Regions from separate parts of the Homo sapiens genome. Here region 1 is linked to region 2. Evidence: read pairs that join two places in POLR2A ChIA-PET (ENCODE). Cell type or tissue: MCF 10A. All regions are shown on one strand. Each heading gives the region's core, and the rest is flanking DNA. Links, peaks and the distances in the headings are about the cores only. Region 1 has its middle 32 kb from the start of AKR1C3. Region 2 overlaps LINC02669 (long intergenic non-protein coding RNA 2669).

Region 1 (5,380 bases), core at 131-5,130, 1.7 Mb after region 2:
ACTGGGTCCTCCAAAAGAACTGGTGAGTTCTGGTCCACCCTGGAAGGAAACCCAGAAATGCTGAAGCCCTGAGGCTGGATTCAGTTTGTTAGGCGGCTCCCTAAACAGACTAAGGTGTTCATTCTGCACCAGAGCGTCTCAAGTGAGGCCCCTGAATAACAGCAGCAGCATCACCTGGGATCTCGTCAGAAATGCAAATTCTCACCTTACCCTAACTCACTGAGAGTAAACTCCAGGAAAGAGAGTACCATATAATTAAAATACTTCATCAAAATGGCATTTTAGGTAAACTTCCTGATGCTCTTATTACCATAGTTCATGTCGTTGGGTTCCCAGAGCACTGTGGGCAACCAGAACAATGTCTTTTGACTTGCAGAAATCCAGCAGTTTGCTCTGGTTGAGGTAAGGATGACATTCCACCTGCAGATGACAAAGATAGAAAAACATCAGATAATATGAAACAGTTATGTTAATATAAAAAGATTACAGATTAAAGTAAAAGGAGGTGAATAAATATGTGTAGCATCAAATTTGAACTGACAATATTACTGTCAACTAATTATCTTTTCCATCAAAATAAATTTTATATTGCTGTTTCCTAAAAGTATACATAGAAATGTCATTTCTGAGCACAAGCAACTCCATGGACCAGATCCAGTATCTAACTACCTTTGACCACTAGAAGGGCACACAGCCAATTCCAGCTCTGGGATAGGGTAGGATTCTGAGCTTTGGACATCAAATTGTGCCAGAAAGTAAAAATTTCTTCAAAGACTCATGAGGCCAGGTTTAAAATGCAAAATAAGTAGTTTTATAGGAATATTACTAGTAATGTTTGTATAGATTTGAACATCAAAAACAATAATAAGTAAAATCAATCATAAATTATAGCAAAAACAATTCATGGGTTCATAGTCATGAGAGATTAAAAGAGAGAGCAAAAATATTTGCCTCCACTGATGGTGATTATTGCAGTAATTTCTTTCTAGGATATGAATAATTAAAGGGAAAGAGTTAAGCTTTTAGCACTTCTGAGAGGAATAACTATTTCTTTTCTTGACTTGGTGAGGGATTCTTTTTTTCATAATAAAATGTAAAGTCAGAATAATAAAACTAGTAGTTAAAATTGAAAGTAATTACTTTAAAGCCCCAAGGAAGGAACAAATACAATAATAAAATAATAACACAATACAAAAAATTAAAACATTAAATTTTAAACAATACAATTGTAACAATTGTAAACAATACAAAAAATTAAAACATCATTGCTATATACTCAATCATTATGTGGAAATATGTTGTGGAATATAACTTTACCTCTTGATAATTATCATCCAGCAGATTACTAGTAATTGCAAAGGGGAAAACACATCTCTATGAAGATTAGATCTGGCCACCATTAACTTAACCAAGTGATCAAAATTAGCATGACTAATTGTGGGGCAATCTGTCATTTCATGCTGCCTACTGCGGTGTAATTTCAGGGATACAGCAAGGTAGAGACAGTTTATCTCCAAAAATGTTTAACCTCGATGACATAAAGCATTCAAGTATAACTTCTAATTTACAGAAAAGTACCTTTTGAAAACGTAAAAAAAAAAAGTTAACTTATCAAAATACAGTAAGATGAAAATCACAATTGGATTTTTTTTTGTTTTCACGATACATCTTATATTTATTTACCACTTATTTAACATCTCTCATTGTTGTATAATTTTCTCTGTAGAAGTTGTACACATCTTTTATTAGGTATACTTTTGGTACTTAATATCTTTTTATATTATATGGTATCATTAATTTTTTTCATCTGCTGTTTATGGTTAAAAATAAGAGTTATAAAAGACCATTCAAGGAAACAATGGTAAATCTCAATACAGATGGGGTATTAAATAATCTGAGGTCATTATTGGTACTTCCTTAGATATAACAGTTGTACTGTTACTGGGAGAATATCTTCATTCCTATGCTAGCTTTGAAAGCTACCCACCCTGGTAGCTTAACACAAAGGACATAAACTTTTGGGAACTCTGTGACCCTGCCTGTCACCTGAGAAACCAGAATACCTCCCCTAGGGCAACATAAGGCAAGCTCAAATCTCACAGCCGGTGCTCTTTTGCAAGAGCTGGAAACCAACCAACACAGTTCATTACAGCATCCCTGGGTAGAATAACATTGCACCCAGGAAGAAGAAAACTTGTTTGTAATCTCAGCTGTCCCTGTTGCCTGCAACTACCTGACTAACAAGAAGTCCTGAGCCTGTCCCTGAGACATGTTCACTACTATTATATCCAGCATTTGAGAAAGCCAACACAAAATGGCTATCTGTAACCAAGGAATCTCACAGAGTCTATGTCACTTCCTTGACACCATCATGAGAGCTGGTGCTGGTACCCACTGCTGGGAGACATGAAGACAGGTCACATCACAGGATCCCTTGCCAATATTCCCCAGCACTAGCCCAGAGTTGGGCAACCCCACTGGGTGGCTAGACCCAGAAGAGCAATAGCAATCTATCACTGTAGTCTGGCTCTCAGGATCTTCTACTCCTAGTGTAATGGAAGGAGCGTCACATCAAGACAACATCCCGTAGCACAAAAATATCCAGATAGCAGGACTTGAGTTCCAGATCTTTACACTGGTGGGAAGTTTCTTTCAGCAGAGACACAATTTCAGTGCTAGATTCAGTAGGGAAAGTCTAAACCTCTACCACCAACAGTCAAATGGCCTTGGTGCTCATGAAGGGTCTTGGAGAAGGGGTCTTCTTTCCCCCCTTGTCCATCAATGCAGACATAGCTAGGGCTTCTCCTAAAGAAGCTCTGCATGGGTACACCTATACACAGCTTTCCTGGAACACTTCAGAATGACTGCATCCCCACAGGAGGAGCACTCCCCAGGTTCAGGCTTGCATGAGAGGCAGTCACAATTTCTCCCTACTTGTAACATCAACATTTCTACAGATGAAAAGAGGTACCTGTCTGATCTCAAGATTCAGAACACTGGGACAAGAGTGAGGCTGGGAAGTGCATAGCTTTCCTGTCAACCTGGTATGGGAGCTGAGGTAGCTTCCCCCCTTTACGTTGATAAGATAGGGAATCCAGTTGAGAGCTCTCCCAACCACATTGGGTACTTCATTTATCTACCTACTTTAACTACAAATGGTTCCTATCCAGAGATACCACCTCTACTGGCCTGGGGTGGTATCCCTGGGTAGGGGATACTCAATAAATAAAATAAACTCTATAAATAAAATACTGGGAAAAAATTGAATAAATAAAAAAGTGCACACAACAGGAGAATAAGATAAGCTTCAAGAGACTGCTGCCATTCCAACCCCATAGGAGACAGTGAACTTGCCCACACACTGAGTATATAGCTACTACAACCAGCATCTGAGGAAGCCATGATACAAAGACTCTCTATAACCAAGGAACTCATATAACTCTTCACACCTAATAGCACTAAGAACCCAATTAGGCTATTATAAACTATAAACATTAAAGTCAGTTCCTTAAAAGGGAAAAAAGACATTAAAGAAAAACAGGGAAATCAAAAATAAATTCAAGAACAAGTAGAAGAAGTAGTCTATCAAAATGAGAGGACATCAGAAAAGTAATTATGGTAATATGACCAAACAAGATTTTGTCATCCCAAAACCCTGGGGTCACCCAAATCACCCCAAAAAGATCACACTAGCTCCCCAGCAATAAATCCAAACTAAGATAAAATATTTAAAATACCAGATAATGAATTTAGAAGGTTCATTATTAAGCTACTCAACAAGATATCACAGAAAGGTGAAAAACAACCTAAAATTTTTTTTTAAAAAAATTCAGGATATAAATGAAAAATTTTCCAGAGAGATAGATATCACAAAGAAAAACCAATCAGAACTTCTGGAAATGAAAGGCACATTTAGGGAAATACAAAATGCAGTGGAAAGTTTCAACAATAGACTAGAACAAGTAAAGGAAAGAATTTCAGAGCTCAAAGACAAGGCTTTTGAATTAACCCAATCAGACAATAAGAAAAAAGGATCAGGCTGGATGGGTGGCTCACACCTGTAATCCCAGCACTTTGGGAGGCCAAGCTGGGTGAATCACTTGAGGTCAGGAGTTCAAGATCAGCCTGGCCAACATGGTGAAACCCAGTCTCTACTAAAAATATAAAAATTAGCCTGGCATGCTGGCATGTGCCTGTAATCCCAGCTACTCAGGAGCCTGAGTCAGGAGAATCGCTTTAACCTGGGAGGAGGAGGTTGCAGCAGTGAGCCAAGATCATGCACCTGCACTCCAGCAGCCTGGGCAACAAAGCAAGACTCTGTCAAAAAAAAAAAAAAAAAAAAAAAAAAAGAAATGAACAAATTATCCAAGAAATATGAGATTATGTAAAACAGCCAAACCTAAGAATAACTGGTGTTCCTGAGGGAGAAGAGAAGTCTAAAAGTTTGGAAAACTTACCTGAGAGAATAATTGAGAAAAACTTCCCTGGCCTGGCTAGAGATTTAGATATCCAAATAGAAGAAGCTCAAAGTACTCCTTGGAAATTCATTGCAAAAATATTACCACCAAGTCACATAGTCATGAGTCTATCTAAAGTCAACATGAAGGAAATAATCCTAAGAGAGGTGAGAAAAAAGCATCAGGTAACATAAAGAAGAATCTATCAGACTAACAGGAGACTTCTCAGCAGAAACCTCACAAACTAGGAGGGATTGAGGTCCTATCTTTAGCCTTCTTAAACAAAATAACTGTCAGCCAGAAATTTTGTATCCAGCAAAACTATATTTCATAATTGAAGGAGAAATACAGTCATTTTTAGAAAAACAAATGATGAAGGAATTTGACATTATCAAACCAGTTCTACAAGGCATGCTATAAGGAGTTCTAAATCTTCAACCAAAAGACTGTTATACACCACAATGGAACCTCCTGAAAGCATAAAACTCACAAATCCTATAAAACAATAACACAACAACAGCAACCAAAAGTATTTAGGTAACAATTGAAATGATGAAAAGAACTGTACCTCACATCTGAATATTAACATTGAACATAAATGGCCTAAATGCTCCACTTAGAAGACACAGAATGGCAGAATGGATAATAAATCACAAACCAAATACCTGCTATCTTCAAGAGACTCACCTAACACATAAAGATTTGGATAAGCTCAAGTTAAAAAGGTGGGAAAAGAGATTCCATGCAAATGGAAACCAAAAGTATTCAGGAGTTGCTACTCTTATATCAGACAAAACAGACTTTAAAGCAACAGCAGTTAAAAAAAAAGACAAAGAAAATAATTATATAATGATAAAAGAATCAATCCAGCAAGAATATATTACAATCTTAAATTTATATGCACCTAATACTGGAGCTCCCAG
Region 2 (5,380 bases), core at 255-5,254:
AATCATCTTTTTCTAAGTATGTTAGTAGAATATAGTTTCAAAAACAGAATTAAAATAACACCGTTTAACACAGGCTAGAATAGGGACTAGACATGGACGTTCTCAGGTTCTTCGTGGTGTGCCACTAGCCATTATGTGGCCCCATGTAAGTCATTAAGATTCAGGTAGTTCAAGGTTGATTGTGCTTAATTTATTCAATTGCGAAGACCACATAGTGGTGTGGCTAATTATTGTTTAGAAGGTGCTGAAGCTTCTCAGATGAAAGCCACCATGGAGGAGCAAGAGGTCATTACAGTAATCACTGCTGCAAAGTGAATTCATTTCCATAGAAGGTCACTTATGAGTTGAGTCACATTGTAGAGAAAGAGCTTAATCTTACAAGGTTGAATGGAGGGCATGGTCACATACCCTAACTACCCATGATCGGCAGGAATGAAGAGTGGTGGGCAGGTTGCAGCAGGATCTCAGAACTTCTCTTCCTCCCTGCACCTCCCTGTAAAGCTCCACTGGGCCTGAAGAACCTGTCCATCTATCTTGATAAAGCCTTCAGCTTGAAGGCACCTGCAGTCTGGCCAAGGGTGCCACACAGCATTGTGTAGGACACCCTTTGAATACTTGTGGGTCATTGCTAAGCCGATTCCTCCTCCCTCCTCCTCTTTCCTCTAAATACCATGTTCTGGTTCTGCCTGTTTCTAGGTGGTCATTTCTAGGTCAGAACTATCCTATGCCCAAACAGAAGAGGGCTTGTCTGGGTTCTCAGCAAAGATGCCAGCACTTACAGAGCTTTACTAGGCAAAGCGTGATAGATGATAGATTCTGTGTTTCACCCACACTGCTTTGTTTTCACTGCTGTTTTGCAATGGGTTGTAAACATAACAGAGTCACTGCCAGTGCTAATGATCTGTGATTTTCTAGCAAGGAGGTCAATTGCACCGGGCACCTACCCACACTGCCTACTACCCTTAAAGCAGCAGATCCCATTTATTTTGGGAATGTGAACATCTTACAAACTCACACATTCCACATTGTTCTTCCCTGCCTCCCATGCCTTCATATAAATACAGCATCCCAAGGGAAAGAAAAACTGCCTTTTCATGAATCAGAGAGGATGCTTAACGTATTTGACTTAAAAAAAGTACTTTTAAAGACGTCAAATCCCAAAGTAAGCAGCTTTTACTTCAAAAATAAGCCCACTTCGATGGGAGATCAAAGGGATGGAACTTTCCAAGTTGCAGTTGAATTTAACATTCCAAGAGTCAGGAGGGCAGATTAAAATAGGATTTTGCTTGCAATAACATTTGCGGTCTGTTCAGCATTGTTGAGTGCTTAATCTAGCCAGGAAGTCTGATTTACAGGGAGCTACAGCAGGCCTTCAGCCCCCGGAATTCATCCCAAAAGCAACATGACTTTCGTTTTGAGGAAAGGCTTTGACACAGGGACTACTGCTTTCTCCCAGTAGGGGTTACCAGCCTATTTCAAATCAGGGCCTTTCTTTTCTATAGCAGCAATTGTAAGACAATGAAAACATCCTGTTTCAGAAAAGAATTTGCAAAGAAGTACAACAGGATATTCTCAAACCTGGTGCAAAGTGAATCATCTTATCAAACACAAACTACCTGAGCTATATATTGGTACTGTTTAATTGACAACTCTAAGGTAGGTCTTTGTTTTATTATTATTGTTACATTACTATCATTATTATTATTAATTTGCCATCTTCCTCTCCAAAAAGAACTGTGAATTCTTAAGAATACAGGAAAAGAAGGGACCTCAGGGCTATTATCCCCAAGGCCTTCTGTGGGGCAGGACGATTGAGGCTGGAAGGGGCTGATTTCATCCTCTTCTGAAAGCACTGCAAAAGTGAATTCTAGGGCTTCCTTCCAGAGAAGCCTTCAGAATGACTCAGGAGTCTTTTCATCTCTTCACCGAATTTCTCTTTCCTCACTGTAATTCAATTTAATTTTAGAAAATTAGAGTATAGAGTACTGGCTGCAAACACAAAAACATACAAATGCTACTTCAAAGAGCTTTTACTCTAGGAAGGAGGGCACGCATCTTCTAGTAAGCTCTGATGTTTTTCTCTGACCTCAGTGAAAATACAACGCTTTTTATTTCCAGTCATAGGTTTGGAATGTACTATCACACAGGGACATGCCGCTCAGCCTTTTCTAACCCCCATCGTAACATGCTAAAGAGAAACTGATGAAATCGTTTGCTCAAGGACATGTCTTTTAGCAGATGGGGCCAGAGTTAAACCTTGGTAATGGCTGATTCTAAAATCTAAGATATGATTTCTCATGTGCAAATTCTAAAATCAGGAAAAGTCTGAAAACAAAGTCATATTTGTAGAACTGACACCAAAATACATATGGCAGCAAAAAGTGAGCAGATTTATACAATATTGATGACAAGCTTTCTAAGTCCTTTATTCTGAATATGTATACAATTAGTACAGAAGTATTAACGTATTTTACAAATAGATGACTGCTCTAGCCCTGCTTAGGGTCCTGTGGAAAAATATGGTGAATATACCATATTTTGAAGATTGAAAAAGAAAAGAAGAACTCTGAAGCCTGTATCTCCTCAAGGGTTTTTCTTGGGGACAGTGGACCATGATGTAATTCCTCCCAAGGAAAGTGTAGAGAGCAATAACTCTTGCCGTAGAATACAATATTTTGTAAAACATGCATCAAAATATCAGAACTGAATGTAACCTTTAAGTGAATGTAATTTAACTTCCTCCTCAATTAAAAACCTTCTTTCTGCTGCTGACAGCTGTCCATTCAGCTAACCTGATGTTCTCTATTACTGGTGGCCTATTTATTGCTGCTCAGTCAGGGTTAATAGAAAATTCAGCTGGGCTTGGTGGCTCATGCCTGTAATATCAGCACTTTGGGAGGCCGAGGCGGGCAGGTCATGAGGTCAGGAGTTCAAGATCAGCCTGACCAACATAGTGAAACCCTGTCTTTATTAAAGATACAAAAATTAGCAGGGCGTGGTGGCGGGCACCCATAATCCCAGCTACTTGGGAGGCTGAGGCGGAAGAATCTCTTGAACCCGGGAGGCAGAGGTTGCAGTGAGCCGAGATCATGCCATTGCACTCCAGCCTGGGCTATAGGAGAGAAACTCCGTCTCTAAAAAAAAAAAAAAAAAAGAAAGAAAGAAAAAGAAAAAAAGAGAAAATTCTTCCTTCAGTTTAGCCACGTTGTCCTTCTCCATAACATCCCCAATGGATTCTGTTCTGTCTCATGACCAAGCGGCAGAAACAGGCCCAAGTGTGGTCCTTGCAACGACGGTGCCACTCACAGCACCAGGCCTTCCAGCGGTTGTTTTATTTTATTTTATTTTTACTTTTTTGAGACAGAGTCTCACTCTGTTGCCCAGGCTGGAGTGCAGTGGCACTATCTTGGCTCACTGCAACCTCCGCCTCCCAGGTTCAAGCGATTCTCGTGCCTCAGCCTCCCGAGTATCTGGGATTACAGGTGCGAGCTACCACGCCCAGCTACTTTTTTAGTAGAGATGGGGTTTAGCCATGTTGCCCAGGCTAGTCTCAAACTCCTGAGCTCAGGCAATCCGCCTGCCTCGGCCTCCCAAAGTGCTAGATTACAGGCGTGAGCGACCGCGCCGGCACAGTGGTTGCTTTAAAATTTAATTATTCACTTAAAACATTTCAAAGTGACTTGAGATCTTTCATTCAAAGTTTACACCCATAAATATTTGATGCCATTGGATGGATGCTTTTAGCTTTCTGTAGCTGTGATTTTTACCCCCTAATTTTGTAGATGAAGCTTTTAAAACACTCCACTCATTTGAAATAAAAATAACAAAGGAAAGGCTGAACAAATTCAAGTGTCTTTCCTCTTTTCTGTCTCCTTGCAGGAAAAAATCATATTTCTTGGGCAGAGTGTATATACTGTATCTTTTTCAATGACTGGTTTGAGAATGGAGTTTATGATTCAGGGACCTCAGAAAGGCCGTTGTCTAGGGATAAATTAGATCTAGCTGCAAGTCTGAAGGTGTATGTTTCCAAAATAGTCTTAGGATAAATTAAGCCATTTACTTCTGAGCTGGACTTTTTTTTAATTTAAAAAAATGGATTTTAGGAAACCAAGAAAGCAACATTAACAAAGACCCTGTGAAGCCTGAGAATCTCATTTCCTGATTTCACGGTGTCTTCTAAGTGGCTGCTGGTGGCTAAGGCAGGCCTCATGTTGGCAAATGTTTCTTTCCGTCATACGTGGGTCTTTGGAGACCTGGAGATGGTGCAAAGTCGAATGGATGGCATCCATCCTGTTACTGGGAAATGCGGTCCGGTGGGGTGGGGAAGGTTCCACACACCCACATTCCCCAGGTCACCAGTTACTCTGAGATTTGAAAGCCCTAACAGGGAAAGGACAAGTCCCTGTTCACCGTGCCCCTTGGCAATTGGCTACACATGCATTTGTGTTATCTTTGAGCCCGATCCTCACCACCCCAACCTCACACGGAGACTCCATGACTCTAGACAGAAAGTATGCATTTTCCCATAGGCAAAATTTCCTGCACCAGCAAACTCAAGGTTTTCCCCTGACGTGATTTAGCCTTCCGGCCGCAGTTCCTGCTCTTCCTTCCCCTCACCCTTTCCTGCCTGTGGGGCCCGCTCAAGCTATGCAGAGCAGCTGTGCTGAGTACCACGTTGCTTTATGGTAAATTTCAAAGCCTCAGGGTACAAATTATTTATTGGTAGTTAATTTCCAATTAGTTTTATTAAATTACAGCTGATGACCTCCTTCTACCTGGATTAATTTAACAAAATGCTCATGTTTTTCAAATTATCTTCTCATTTCCACTCTAGATGAGAAATGTAATTTTCAGCTTTGGTTGAAGAAACTTGCATCATATCCTGTCTGCTTTAAGCATTTCGGCAGGTTCAGAATCCACACACACACACACACACAGGCACACACATGCATGCACACACACACACATGCACACACAGGTAAACATATACACATGCACACATGGTTCTACACACTTTTGTTTTGAATGGCCTGGTCAGCTGTGCACTTAGTCTTCCTTCTCTTTTGTCACTAACCATGCTGTGCATTACTGGGCTGAACCCACCAGCCTTACACGTTGTTGGTTCTTGATTTGTGAGAGTGAATCACATAGCTTCACTATGTCTCCAGCTTTCACACACTGGGATACTCATGCATCCACACTGGGGTACACATGCATTCAAACACTGGGATCACACACTGGGGTACTCACGCTCTCACACACTGAGATACGCACGCATCCATGCTGGGGTACTCATGCTCTCACACACTGAGATACGCACGCATTCCCGCTGGGGTACCCACGCTCTCACACACTGAGTTATGCACGCATTCCCGCTGGG

The links. ChIA-PET counts read pairs that join two places held together with the same protein. Peaks named below come from ENCODE experiments on the same cell type or tissue, not always from the same donor. Only the 100,000 strongest peaks of a DNase experiment are listed, where the experiment ranks them.
Region 1: POLR2A ChIA-PET joins it to region 2 with 5 read pairs; 1 of 35 experiments calls an interaction of 5 or more read pairs at or near these places.

The regions. Positions count from the first base shown.
Region 1 is chr10:5,123,401-5,128,780 of GRCh38, forward strand. It overlaps a transcript of AKR1C8 not described here. Among named protein-coding and RNA genes, the nearest start is that of AKR1C3, 32 kb to the left of the region's middle. In MCF 10A, for the core only: no CTCF peak of the experiment used is centred there; a DNase peak (open chromatin) is centred at 2,121.
Region 2 is chr10:3,451,034-3,456,413 of GRCh38, forward strand. The region is part of intron 3 of LINC02669 (long intergenic non-protein coding RNA 2669); the gene reads right to left. The region is part of intron 1 of LOC105376360 (a long non-coding RNA gene); the gene reads left to right. It overlaps LOC124902538 (a long non-coding RNA gene), which reads left to right. Exons shown (of 2, transcript XR_007062362.1): 1 at 1-1,656. Among named protein-coding and RNA genes, the nearest start is that of LINC02669, 49 kb to the right of the region's middle. RefSeq lists enhancers at 1,229-1,866, 5,067-5,380. In MCF 10A, for the core only: a CTCF peak has its summit at 1,478 (motif pointing right); DNase peaks (open chromatin) are centred at 1,398, 2,138 and 4,578.